Regions from separate parts of the Homo sapiens genome. Here region 1 is linked to region 2. The links are chromatin loops, found by intact Hi-C in ENCODE. Cell type or tissue: PC-9. All regions are shown on one strand. Links, peaks and the distances in the headings refer to the core of each region. The heading gives the core; the rest is flanking DNA.

What was found. Peaks named below come from ENCODE experiments on the same cell type or tissue, not always from the same donor. Only the 100,000 strongest peaks of a DNase experiment are listed, where the experiment ranks them.
Region 1: a loop joins it to region 2, with 7 times the contacts of the local background. A loop is called at or near these places in 2 of 110 quality-filtered maps.

Annotation. Positions count from the first base shown.
Region 1 is chr12:38,505,086-38,511,887 of GRCh38, reverse strand. No RefSeq gene overlaps it. Among named protein-coding and RNA genes, the nearest start is that of ALG10B, 190 kb to the right of the region's middle. RefSeq lists an enhancer at 3,172-3,671. In PC-9, for the core only: no CTCF peak of the experiment used is centred there; a DNase peak (open chromatin) is centred at 3,477.
Region 2 is chr12:38,381,539-38,388,340 of GRCh38, reverse strand. No RefSeq gene overlaps it. Among named protein-coding and RNA genes, the nearest start is that of ALG10B, 68 kb to the right of the region's middle. RefSeq lists enhancers at 3,039-3,586, 2,432-3,631. In PC-9, for the core only: a CTCF peak has its summit at 3,475 (motif pointing left); DNase peaks (open chromatin) are centred at 1,990 and 3,240; H3K4me3 peaks cover 1,799 bases; H3K27ac peaks cover 2,850 bases.

The DNA of each region.
Region 1 (6,802 bases), core at 996-5,995, 120 kb before region 2:
TAGAATTCAGCTGTGAATCCATCTGGTCCTGGACTTTTTTTGGTTGGTAGGCTATTAATTATTGCCTCAATTTCAGAACCTGTTACTGGTCTATTCAGAGATTCGACTTCTTCCTGGTTTAGTCTTGGGAGGGTGTATATGTCTAGGAATTTATCCATTTCTTCTAGATTTTCTAATTTATTTGCATAGAGTTGTTTATAGTGTTCTTTGATGGTAGTTTGTATTTCTGTGGGATCTGTGGATGATACCCTCTTTATCATTTTTTATTGCATCTATTTGATTCTTCTCTCTTTTCTTCTTTATTAGTCTTGCTAGTGGTCTATTTTGTTGATCTTTTCAAAAAAGCCAGCTCTGGATTCATTGATTTTTTTGAAGGGGTTTTTGTGTCTCTATCTCCTTCAGTTCTGTTCCGATCTTAGTTATTTCTTGTCTTCTGCTAGCTTTCGAATTTGTTTGCTCTTGCTTCTTTAGTTCTTTTAATTGTGATGTTAGGGTATCGATTTTAGATCTTTCCTGCTTTCTCTTGTGAGCATTTAGTGCTATAAATTTCCCTCTACACACTGCTTTAAATGTGGCCCAGAGATTCAGGTACATTGTGTCTTTGTTCTCGTTGGTTTCAAAGAACATCTTTATTTCTGCCTTCATTTTGTTATTTACCCAGTAGTCATTCAGGAGCAGGTTGTTCAGTTTCCATGTAGGTGTGCGGTTTTGAGTGGGTTTCTTAATCCTGAGTTCTAATTTGATTGCACTGTGGTCTGAGAGACAGTTTGTTGTGATTTCTGTTCTTTTACATTTCCTGAGGAGTGTTTTACTTCCAATTATGTGGTCAATTTTAGAATAAGTGCAATGTGATGCTGAGAAGAGTGTATATTCTGTTGTTGTGGTGGAGAGTTCTGTAGATGTCCGTTAGGTCCACTTCGTCCAGAGCTGAGTTCAAGTCCTGGATATCCTTGTTAATTATCTGTCTCATTGATCTGTCTAATAAAGACAGTGGGGTGTTAAAGTCTCCCACTATTATTGTGTGGGAGTACAAGTCTCTTTGTAGGTCTCTAAGAACTTGCTTTATGAATCTGGGTGCTCCTGTATTGGGTGCATATATATTTAGGATAGTTAGCTCTTCTTGTCGAATTGATCCCTTTACCATTATATAATGGCCTTCTTTGTCTCTTTTGATCTTTGTTGGTTTTAAGTCTGTTTTATCAGAGACTAGTACTGCAAGCCCTGATTTTTTTTTTTTTTTTTGCTTTCCATTTGCTTGGTAGATCTTCCTCCATCCCTTTGTTTTTTATTTATTTATTTATTTTTTGAGATGGAGTTTCACTCATGTTGCCCAGGCTGGAGTGCGATGGCACAATCTTGGCTCACTGCAACCTCTGCCTCCTGGGTTCAAATGATTCTTCTGTCTTAGCCTCCTAAGTAGCTGGGATTACAGGCATGTGCCACAATGCCCAGCTAATTTGGTATTTTTAGTAGAGATGGGGTTTCTCCATGTTGGTCAGGCTGGTCTCGAACTCCTGACCTCAAGTGATCTGCCCACCTCAGCCTCCAAAAGTGCTGGGATTACAGGTGTGAGCCATCGCACCTGGCCCCATCCCTTTATTTTGTGCCTATGTGTGTCTTTGCATATGAGGTGGGTCTCCTGAATACAGCACACAGATGGGTCTTGACTCTTTACTCAATTTGCCAGTCTGTGTCTTTTAATTGGCGGCATTTAGCCCATTACATTTAAGGTTAATATTGTTATGTGTGAATTTGATCCTGTCATTATGATGCTAGCTGGTTATTTTGCCTGTTAGTTGATGCAGTTTCTTCATAGTGGTGATGGTCTTTACAATTTTTAAAGTGGCTTGTACCAGTTGTTCCTTTCAATGTTTAGTGCTTCCTTCAGGATCTCTTATAAGGCAGGCCTGGTGGTGACAAAATCTCTCAGCATTTGCTTGACTGTAAAGGATTTTATTTCTCCTTCACTTATGAAGCTCTTAGTTTGGCTGGATATGAAATTCTGGGTTGAAAATTCTTTTCTTTAAGAATGTTGAATATTGGCCCCCACTCTCTTCTGGCTTGTAGGGTTTCTTCTGAGAGATCCGCTGTTAGTCTGATGGGCTTCCCTTTGTGGGTAACCTGACCCTTCTCTCTGGCTGCCCTTAACATTTTTTCCTTCATTTCAACCTTGGTGAATCTGGCAATTACGTGTCTTGGGGTTGCTCTTCTCGAAGAATATCTTCGTGGTGTTCTCTGTATTTCCTGAATTTGAATGTTGGCCTGCCTTGCTAGGTTGGGGAAGTTCTCCTGGATAATATCCTGAAGAGTGTTTTATAACTTCGTTCCATTCTCCCCGTCATCTGCAGGTACACCAAGCAAACATAGATTTGGTCTTTTCACATTGTCCCATATTTCTTGGACGCTTTGTTTGTTTCTTTTCACTCTTTTTTCTCTAATCTTGTCTTCTCTCTTTATTTCATTAATTTGATCTTCATTCACTGATATCCTTTGTTCTGCTTGATCTATTCAGCTATTGAAGCTTGTGTATGCTTCACAAAGTTCTCATGCTGTGTTTTTCAGCTCCATCAGGTCATTTACTTTCTTCTTTACACTGACTATTCTAGTTAGCCATTCGTCTAACCTTTTTTTTTTTAATGTTTTTAGCTTCCTTGCAAGGGGTTAGAACATGCTCCTTCAGCTCAGAGAAGTTTGTTATAACCCACCTTCTGAAGCCTACTTCTGTCAACTTGTCAAACTCATTCTCCATCCAGTTTTGTTCCCTTGCTGGCAAGGAGTTGTGATCCTTTGGAGGAGAAGAGGCTTTCTGGTTTTTGGCATTTTCATCCTTTCTGTGCTGGTTTCTCCCCACCTTTGTGGTTTATCTACCTTTGGTCTTTGTTGTTGGTGACCTAACGATGAGGTTTTGGTGTGGATGTCTTTTTTGTTGATGTTGATGCTATTCCTTTCTGTTTGTTAGTTTTCCTTCTAACAATCAGGATCCTCAGCTGCAGGTCTGTTGGAGTTTGCTGGAGGTCCACTCCAGACCCTGTTTGCCTGGGTATCACCAGCAGAGGCTGCAGAACAGCAAATATTGTGCCTGATCCTTCCTCTGGAACCTTTGTCCCAGAGGGGCACCTGCCAGATGCCAGCCAGAGCTCTCCTGCATGAGGTGTCTGTTGGCCCCTACTGGGAGGTGTCTCCCAGTCAGGCTACATGGGGGTCAGGGACCCACTTGAGGAGGAAGTCTGTCTGTTATCAGAGCTCGAACTTCATGCTGGGTGAACCATTGCTCTCTTCAGAGCTGTCAGGCAAGGACGTTTAAGTCTGCAGAAGCTGTGCCCACAGCTGCCCTTACCCCAGGTGCCCTATCCCAGGGAGATGAGGGTTTTACCTACAAGTCCCTGACTGGGGCTGCTGCCTTTTGTTCAGATATGCCCTGCCCATAGAGGTGGAATCCAGAGAGGCAGTCAGCCTTGCTGAGCTGTGGTGGGCTCCACCCAATTCGTTCTTCCCAGCAGCTTTGTTTACACTGTGAGCGTAAAACTGCCTACTCAAGCCTCAGCAATGGTGGACGCCCCTCCCCCTGACAAGTTCCAGCACCCCAGGTTGATCTCAGACTGCTGCACTAGCAGCAGGAATTTCAAGCCAATGGATCTTAGCTTGCTGGGCTCTGTGGGTGCGGGACCCACCGAGCCAGGCACCAGAGAGAATCTCCTGTTCTGCCAGTTGTGAAGACCATGGGAAAAGCACAGTATTTGGGCAGGAGCGTACTGTTCCACTTGGTAAAGTCTCTCAAGGCTTCCCTTGGCTAAGAAAGGGAAATCCCCCGACCCCTTGCCCTTCCTGGGTGAGGCAATGCCCCGCCCTCCTTTGGCTCACCCTCTGTGGGGTGCACCAACTGTCCAACCAGTCCCAATGAGATGAATCAGGTACCTCATTTGGAAATGCAGAAATCACCTGTCTTCTGTGTCAGTCTCGCTGGGAGCTGCAGACCAGAGCTGTTCTTATTTGGCCATCTTGCGGGAAATCCTTTCTACTTTTGCATATTAACTTGTCCACTTCTGTCAGATTAGTTACAATTTAAAGTATTTTGCTTATTGTAGAACTAAAGAGATAATAACAACTGATGAGGCAAGATCTAAGCAAGTATGAGGTTTTCTCAGGTTCCTGAAATCATCCCATATGATATTACACCTACTCTGCCTATATGTGACACTTAAGATGTGGAGACATCTGAGATGTCTGAAAAGGAAACATCTGAGAAAGAGATCTCTGAGGCAGAAAGTAACTATTCCTTCCCATGCTGGTAATGTGTCTCAGAAGAAGTGGTCATTAAAATGCTTTTCAATACGCATTTTGAATTTTTCCATTTCAACATTAGATATCCATAAACTCCTCCTTTTTCAGAGGATCATTTCAGAAAAATGAATTTCACAAAATTAACCCCAACAAGAGTGGAAATGAGCTGCTGTTCCTTTGGGCCATGTATTATAGAAATACAAATGCCGAGAATAGATTCTTGGAAAGGGAAGATAGCAAGGTGCTTCACCTATTCATACCCAGGCCAGAGATAATAAAAATAATTAGATAGACTCTTACAGGGATTCTTTACTCTTAATTAGGAGCATAAAAAGAAAACTGAACAGGGTGTATTTGGTCTGAAGATAACAAGCAAAAATTTTCAGGGAAACAGTGAAACTTCTTATCCTGAAAAACGTAAAATTATTCTGAAGAATGTACTGAAAATTATACAATAATAAGTGATATTGCCTTGAAGATATAATGAAACAAATGTATTCACTCTTTTTTCTCTTATATTTGTGACTTAAGAATATATAAAAGTTTGAGTGCTTTTCCACAATAGCCTCTCCAGCCTCAGCTTCTTTCCATCACTGTGCTTCCAGACCTTGCCCTGAGCATTCCATCTGCACCATGTGAAAGACAAGGGGCAGGGACTGGGGGCAGTCCTATTGTGAGTGGATCTAAGGAAGCCTAACTTGTTTGGTAGTTATCATCAACCACAGGTAATTAGCATGTGGGAAACACAACTCCATATAGGATCCCCTCTGGCATGCTCTCCATTTTATTATGAATACAAATCTGGGGTTGTTAATGTGCAATTCCAAACAAATATTTAGTGTTGTTTGTAATTATAGAGCTGTTGAATGTATTTATTTTGTTGTTTAATAGAAAGAAGTCTTGGGAGAGAAGTGTTATAAAAATCATCATGGAGAAATGTTGGTAGTATAATTAGTAAATTATTAGCTACCAGAGGCATTATCATCATTTCACAAATCTTGTAGGACTTACTTTTTGGTTTTAAGTTGCTTTCTTTACAAATCTTGATTCTAGTTTCAAAGGTGCTTGAATCTTGTTCAGAAAACTAGTACTATTCCATAATATTTCCTTTTGCTTTCTCCTGCAAAAAGGAAGCTCTCTGGGTTTCCAGAGTGGTATCACACATCTCATGTTTTACCTGCTCTTTTAGATATTTTCTTTAGCTACAGTGTTTGTTCATCCTTTCAATAGAGAGAGAGAGAGGAAAGTTGTGTTGGCTGCTATTGACTTAGTATCAGATAGATATTCAGCTGCATTTTGTTAGAAAGCAGTGCAGGTTCCTGTCCAAATATTTCACTGGGGATTTATTACACTCAAAGTACACCAGGAGCAAGAAATTTTTCTGCGTTTGATATGGTCACCCCTGCCACGGCACAAGCCAGGAGACCCTAACGATACTACCGGTGTCCAACTGCTTGAATGAATGGATCCTAGCTTTATGAATATGATTCCAGGAGTTACAAACTCGCTTATCAATGTGAAAGAAGTAAGAATAAACCAGGATCCCAGTGTTGGAGAGCCAGGAAAGTATTCATTGAGAAAATGGCATGAGGTAGCTTTTGAGCAACGATGAGACATTTCCCAGGCAGAAAACACAGGCTGAATCTATCCTGGGCAAAGGAAGTGGTGTGAGAAAAGCAGGGAGGTATGAAACAGCATGGCACATTGAGGGAAACAGAAGCCATTTAATGAAGCTGGAAAGCAGAGGGTAGGAGAGAGTTAGCAAGAAAACAGGCCAAAAAACTAAATGAAGACCAGATCATGCAGTTCTCATAAAATGGGCTACTGGAATGTTAAAACATGGAAATACTTCCAATTGGCAAGCAAGTGTGTCTGTGTGTGTGTGTGTGTTGTGTGGTGTGTGTGTGTGTGTGTGTGTGTGTGATAACCTACAGGTCACATTTGACAGGCTTTCAAATTAACCCACTTTGGAGATGTCTTGTGATTCATGGAAACATCCCATCTCTGAATAAAGAATCTTATTGTGAGTTCCCCATATTGTTGACATACTGATTAATGCATGACCTGCTGACATTGAAAAGGACACTGATTTGTTTATGAATCATGAAGCTTTCCTGATTAATTTGCAGGTAAACATTTTAGCTTATCTATTTTCATCTATTAATACATGTTACAAGATGTAGCTGATGATTGTAACTTCAATATAGTACCCTCCAATGAAAAGGACAGCTCCAGTATCATGAGTCCTCTTCCCTTCTAAACTTTCCTCTAAAAGTCTTCCAATTTGTAGCAGACTCTGGAACTCCCAATTTTGTTGGTGTCTTCCTGGGTTGATACTCGCATTTGGGTTCAAATAAACCTTTATCAAATTACTTCTATCTCAATAGTTTTAGTTTTGGTTGAACTGTATAAAATCATATATTATATATAATTTATATAGAGTTTATAATGCAGAATTTAGCTTATTTAGAAAATAAATTGGAATATATTTGTTTTCTATTGCATTATATATTAGTAGTAC
Region 2 (6,802 bases), core at 814-5,813:
ATCTGTGAGAGTTGATCTTTTATATGCTTTCAATTTTGGTAACCTGTATTTTCCTAAGAAAGTTTGTGTTTCATTTAGGCTTTCCAATTTACTTGCATGGGGATGCTCAAAATAATAATATATATATATATGAATTTACTTGCATATATATATACACACACATACACATCTATATATACACATATGTAAATTGCATATGTATATATACACACACATATACATACATATATACATATATACACACACATATATGTATGTACATGTGATACATGTACAGTGATAGTCTTTCTTTATGTGTCAACTTGACTGGGTTACAGTCCTCAATTATTTGATCAATCATTAATGTAGGTGCTACTATGAAGATATTTTGGAGATGTGACATATACATATGTACATGTATGTGTATGTGAGTACACACATACATATAAGTTTCCTCACTATCAATACAAAGATAAGGATATGGACATCTTGGGGGAAGGTGGAGTCATTATTTAGCATACCAAAATCTGTCCTTTTCAACTGCTTTTGTTACCAATGTGTGTAGTAGTCAGTGTCCAACCAGGCAAATAAAAACAGTGGGGAATATATATTATTCATTGCAAGGAATTAGTTAACATGATTGTGTAAGCTGGCTAGCTCAAAGTCTAAAATCCACAGGGCAGGCTAGAACTCTCAAGGGTAGGCTGAAGCTGCTGTCCACAGGTGGAATTTTTACTTCTAGAAACCCTTACCTTTGTTTTTAAGATCTTTCAACCAATTAAATCAGGTCCAACCAGATTATCTAGAAAAAATTGCCCTCCTTATAGATAAGACTTTAATCACATCTCCAAAATATCTTCACAGAAGCACCTACATTAATGTTTGATAAAATAACTGAGGACCGTTGACAGATAAAGTCAACAGTCCAATCAAGTTGGCACATAAAGGTGAGTATCACTGTCCCCCCATTGTCAACTTGGCACCCTACACATTTCCTTAAATCTTAATATCCAAATAAGACAATAATAAAGTCATACTTTCACATAACACAACTATCTCGAATACAACCTAAAACATGTTAATCCCTTCCCAAAGGGGATGCAAAGTACATGATATTCCTTCTTCTCCTTTGATATCCTTTAACTTAAATGCTGTGATATAAAGTAAATCATTATTACTATGTATTACATTAGATGATAAGTAAGAAAAGAAAAATAGTTAATATACACAAACATATTCATAACAAAATAAGAAAGAAATGCTGATAAATACGAGAGTACTTATTTCTGTACATGGTCATATAGTCACAGTTGGTATTTCTAACTACCCTTTTCTGCTACCTATTCCATATTCCCTTTGCTCTCTGCAAGGACCTCAGTTGGTGTGATTCTATGCATGACAGGGTGATCCACACGTTCATTCCTGAAGGTGCTGACCCATTAGTAATCCTGCCTGAATTTTGGGCGCAGTGGTTTGCCCTGCCACCTCACTTCTCTTATGGATCTAAGCAGAGTTGATTTTTCAGTTTTTTTTTTTTCCAACTTTTTACTTGTTAAAACAGAGTGACAACTTTCAGTTCCTTTCAAATGGAAACAGAAACTGGAAGTCCCTTTGTTATTCTTTTTATTGCCCAATAACATCCCATGGTATAGACTTACCACATTTTATTTATCTATTTCTTTAATCAATTGATAGACATTTAGTTTTTTCACTTTTTTTGCATAATGCTGCTATGAATATTCATGTACAAGTTTTTGTGTGGACATAGGTTTTCATTTCTCTTGGATAGATACCGAGAGATGGAAATACTGAGTCATATGGTAATTCTATGTTTAACCTTTTGAGAAACTGTCAGATTGTTTTTTAAAGTAGTACCATTTTACATTCTTACTAGTAGTGTATAATGGTTCCAACGTCACTACATGCTTGCCAACTCCTATTATCTGTCTCTTGACTGAAGACATAGTAGTGTGAAGTAATATCTTGTAGTTTTTATTTACATTTTTCTGATGACTAATGGTGTTGACCATCTTTTCCTGTGTTCATTGGACACTGGCATACATTCTTTGGAGAAATTTCTATAAAGACCCTTTGCCCTTTTACAATTTGGCTTTTATGTCTTTTTCTTCTTAAGTTGTAAGCATTCCTTGTCAGAGATAGGATTTGCCAAAAATTTCTTTCATCTTGTGGATAGTCATTTGATTTTCTTGATGTTATCTTTTGTGCACAAAAATGTTAATTTTCATGGTGCCCAATTTATCTAATTTTTTTATTGTGTTGCTTTCACGTTTGGTGTCATATCTAAGGAAACATTGACTAACCCAAGTTCATGGAGATTTATACCTATTTTTTGTCTAATAGCTTAATAATTATAGCTCCTAAATTTTGGTCTTTGATTCATTTTGAATTAATTTTGTGTATGATATAAAGTATAATTCCATGCTGGGAGGCTTGAGGGATCATGGTGGACGAGAGGCAGGGCTAGACTGCAGCTCCAGACAGAGCAGCATGCATTTTGTTCTTGCATAATCCAGATCACCTGCAAGAACAAAACAGCAATCTTAAGAGGACCCATAAACCCTCTGAAGGAAGCAGACTGCTCCTCCAGGACCTGGGAGACATCTCAAATACTGTGAGTGCCCCAATTGCAAAAGTGGGAAAGGGAGACACTCCTGCACAAACACACACCCCCACTGCAGAACTTGAAGGTCTGCTTGTAGGAGAAATTCCCGACTTTACCTGGAGCTCAGTCAAGTTAGAGATCAAAGCCAAGCAAAATACAGGGTGGGGTGGAGGAGGCAGTGGAGAGGCCCTAGGATCTCACTGGGTCCCCAAGCAGCCCAATACTGCCTGGCATCACAGGGATCCCTCAGGAGGGTGGCCAGAGGAGCAGGGGATAAAACTCCACAGGGAGAAGGAATTCTCTAGCCGAACTTGGTAACAATTTGAATGGGGCAAGAAGCCTCCCGGCCAGAAGCTGGGGGAGGGCGTAAATCTGGTGTGCAGACTTCACAGGCAGGGGGAAGAACTAAAGCCCTTTTCTTTCGCAGCTGGGAAGTGCAAAGCCTCCGGCAAGTTTTCAAGCCCTTCTCACCCTCCACCTGGAAACGGAATTGGAACTGTTCGGGAGGCACGGTGGGAGTGAGACCAGCCCCTCAGTTTGCATGGGAGCTGGGTGAGGCCTGTGACTGCAGGCTTTCCCCTACTTCCCGGATAACCTGCATGACTCAGCAGAGGCAGACATAATCCTGCTAGGTACACAACTCCAGTGACCTGGGAATCTCACCCCCATTCCCCACAGCAACCACAGACTCTCCACCCAAGGAGAGTGTGAGCTCAGAAACCGCAGCCCCACCCCCACCTGATGGTCCTTCCCTATCCACCCTGGTAGCAGAAAACAAAGGGCATTTAATCTTGGGAGTTCTAGAGCCCCACCCACTGACAATCCCTCCCCACACCACTACAGCTGATACTTTCTGGAAAGCGCCACCTCCTGGCAGGAGGTCAACCAGCATAAAAATAAGGCATTCAAATAGGGAATGCTTCCAGCTTTTGCTCATTCAGTATGATATTGGCTGTGGGTTTCTCATAAATAGCTCTTATTATTGTGAGATACGTTCCATCAATACCTAGTTTATTGAGAGATTTTTAGCATGAAGGAGTGTTGCATTTTATCAAAGGCCTTTTCTGCATCTATTGAGATAGTCATGTGGTTTTGTCATTGGTTCTGTTTATGTGATGGATTATGTTTATTGATTTGCGTATGTTGAACGAGTCTTACATCCCAGGGATGAAGCTGACTTGATAATGTTGGATAAGCTTTTTGATGTGCTGCTGGATTAGGTTTGCCAGTATTTTATTGAGGATTTTTGCTTTGATGGTCATCAGGGATCTTGGCCTAAAATTTTCTTTTTTTGTTGTGTCTCTGCCAGGTTTTGGAATCAGGATGATGCTAGACTCATAAAATGAGTTAGTGAGGAGTCCCTCTTTTTCTATTGTTTGGAATAGTTTGAGAAGGAATAGTACCAGCTCCTCTTTGTACCTCTGGTAGAATTCAGCTGTGAATCTGTCTGGTCCTGGGGTTTTTTTGGTTGGTAGGCTATTATTTACTGCCTCAGTTTCAAAACTTTTTATTTGTCTATTCAGGGATTCGATTTCTTCGTGGTTTAGTCTTGTGGGGGGTGTATGTGTCCAGGAATTTATTCATTTCTTGTAGATTTCCTATTTATTTGCATAGAGGTGTTTTTAGCATTCTCTAATGCTAGTTTGTATTTCTGTGGGATCAGAGGTAATATCCCCTTTATCATTTTTTATGGTGTCTATTTGACTCTTCCTCTTTTCTTCTTTATTAGTCAGGCTAGTGGTCTATCTATTTTGTTAATCTTTTTAAAAAAACCAGCTCCTGGATTCATTGACTTTTTGAAGGGGTTTTTGTGTCTCTTTCAGTTCTACTCTGATCTTAGTTACTTCTTGTCTTCTGCTAGCTTTTGAAATTGTTCTTGCTTCTCTAGTTCTTTTAATTGTGATGATAAGTTGTTGATTTTAGATCTTTGCCACTTTCTGATGTGGGCATTTAGTGCTATAAATTTCCCTCTAAACACTGCTTTAGCTGTATCCCAGAGATTCTGGTATGTTATCTCTTTGTTTTCACTGGTTTCAAAAAACTTCATTATTTCTGCCTTCTCTCACCACTCCTATTCAACATAATATTGTATGTTCTGGCCAGAGCAACTAGGCAAGAGAAGGTACAAGGTGTGTTCAAATAGGAAGAGGAAAACTCAGATTATCTCTATTTGCAGATGACATGATCATAATTTAGAAAATCCCATCATCTCAGCCCCAAAACTCTTTAAGCTGATAATCAACTTCTGCAAAGTCTCAGGATACGAAATCAATGTGCAAAAATCACAAACATTTCTATAAACCAGTAATAGACAAGCAGAGAGCCAAGTCATGAGTGAAATCCCATTCACAATTGCTACAAAGAAAATAAAATACCTAGGAACACAACTTATAGGTGACATGAAGCACCACTTCAAGGAGAACTATAAACACCACTGCTCGAGGAAATAAGAGAGAACACAAACGAATAGAAAAACATTCCATGCTCATAGATAGGAAGAATCAATATTGTGAAAATGGCGATACTGCCCAAAGTAATTTATAGTTTTAATGCTATTCCCATCAAGCTACCACTGACTTTCTTCACAGAACTAGAAAAAACTACTTTAAATTTCATGTGGAACCAAAAAAGAGCCTGTACAGCCAAGACACTCCTAAGCAAAAAGAGCAATCTTGAGGCATCACACTACCTGACTTTAAACTATACTACAAGGCTACAGTAACCAAAAAAGCATGGTACTCGTAACAAAACAGACATATAGACCAATGGAACTGAACAGAGGCCTCAGAAATAACACCACACATCTACAATAATCTGATCTTCAAAAAATCTGACAAAAACAAGCAATGAGGAAAGGATTGCCTATTTAATAAATGGTGTTGGGAAAACTGGCTAGCCATATACAGAAAACAGAAACAGGATCCCTTCCTTAAACCTTATACAAAAATTAACTCAAGATGGATTAAAGACTTAAATGTAAAGCCTAGAACCATAAAAACCTTAGAAGAAAACTCAGGCAATACCATTCAGGACATAGGCATAGACAAAGGCTTCATAACTAAAAAACCAAAAGCAATTGCAACAAAAGCCAAAATTGACAAGTGGGATTTAATTAAACTATAGAGCTTCTTCTCAGCAAAATAAACTATCCTCAGAGTGAACAGGCAACCTACAGAATGGGAGAAAATTTTTGCAATCTATCCATCTGACAAAGGCCTAATATCCAGAGTCTACAAGGAACTTAAACAAATTTACATGAAAAAAAAACAACTCTATCAAAAAGTGGGCAAAGGATTTGAACAGACATTTCTCAAAAGAGAACATTAATGTGGTCAACAAACATATGAAAAAAAGCTCATCATCACTGGTCATTAGAGAAATGCAAGTCAAAACCACAATGAGATACCATCTCACACCCGTTAGAATGGTGATTATTAAAAAGTCAGGAAACAACAGATGCCTCGAGGATGGGGAGAAATAGGAATGCTTTTACATTGTTGGTGAGAGTGTAAATTAGTTCAACCATTGTGGAAGACAGTGTGGCAATTCCTCAAGTATCTAGAACCAGAAATACCATTAGACCCAAGAATCTGATTACTAGGTATATACCCAAAGGATTATAAGTCATTCTACTATAAAGACACATGCACACATATGTTTATTGCAGCACTATTCACAACAGCAAAGACTTGGAACTAACCCAAATGCCCATCAATGTAGACTAGATAAGGAAAATGTGGCACATATACACCATGGAATACTACGCAGCCATAAAAAAGGATTAGTTAATGTCCTTTACAGGGGCATACATGAAGCTGGAAACCATCATTCTCAGCAAACTAAGACTGGAACAGAAAACCAAACACTGCATGTTCTCACTCATAAGTGGGAGTTGAACAATGAGAACACATGGACACAGGGAGGGGAACATCACACACTGGGGCCTGTCGGGTGGTTGGGTGAAAGGGGAGGGAGAGCATTAGAACAAATACTTAATGCATGCAGGACTTAAAACCTAGATGATGGGTTGATAGGTGCAGCAAACCACTTTGGTATATGTATACCTATATTATAAACCTCCATGTTTAGCACATGTATACCAGAACTTAAAGTAATACGTTTTTTTAAAAAAACAGAGCAGTAAACCACCAAAGCTAAGGACTCTCATGCCATGGCATCCTCTGCCACCTCCACCAGAAC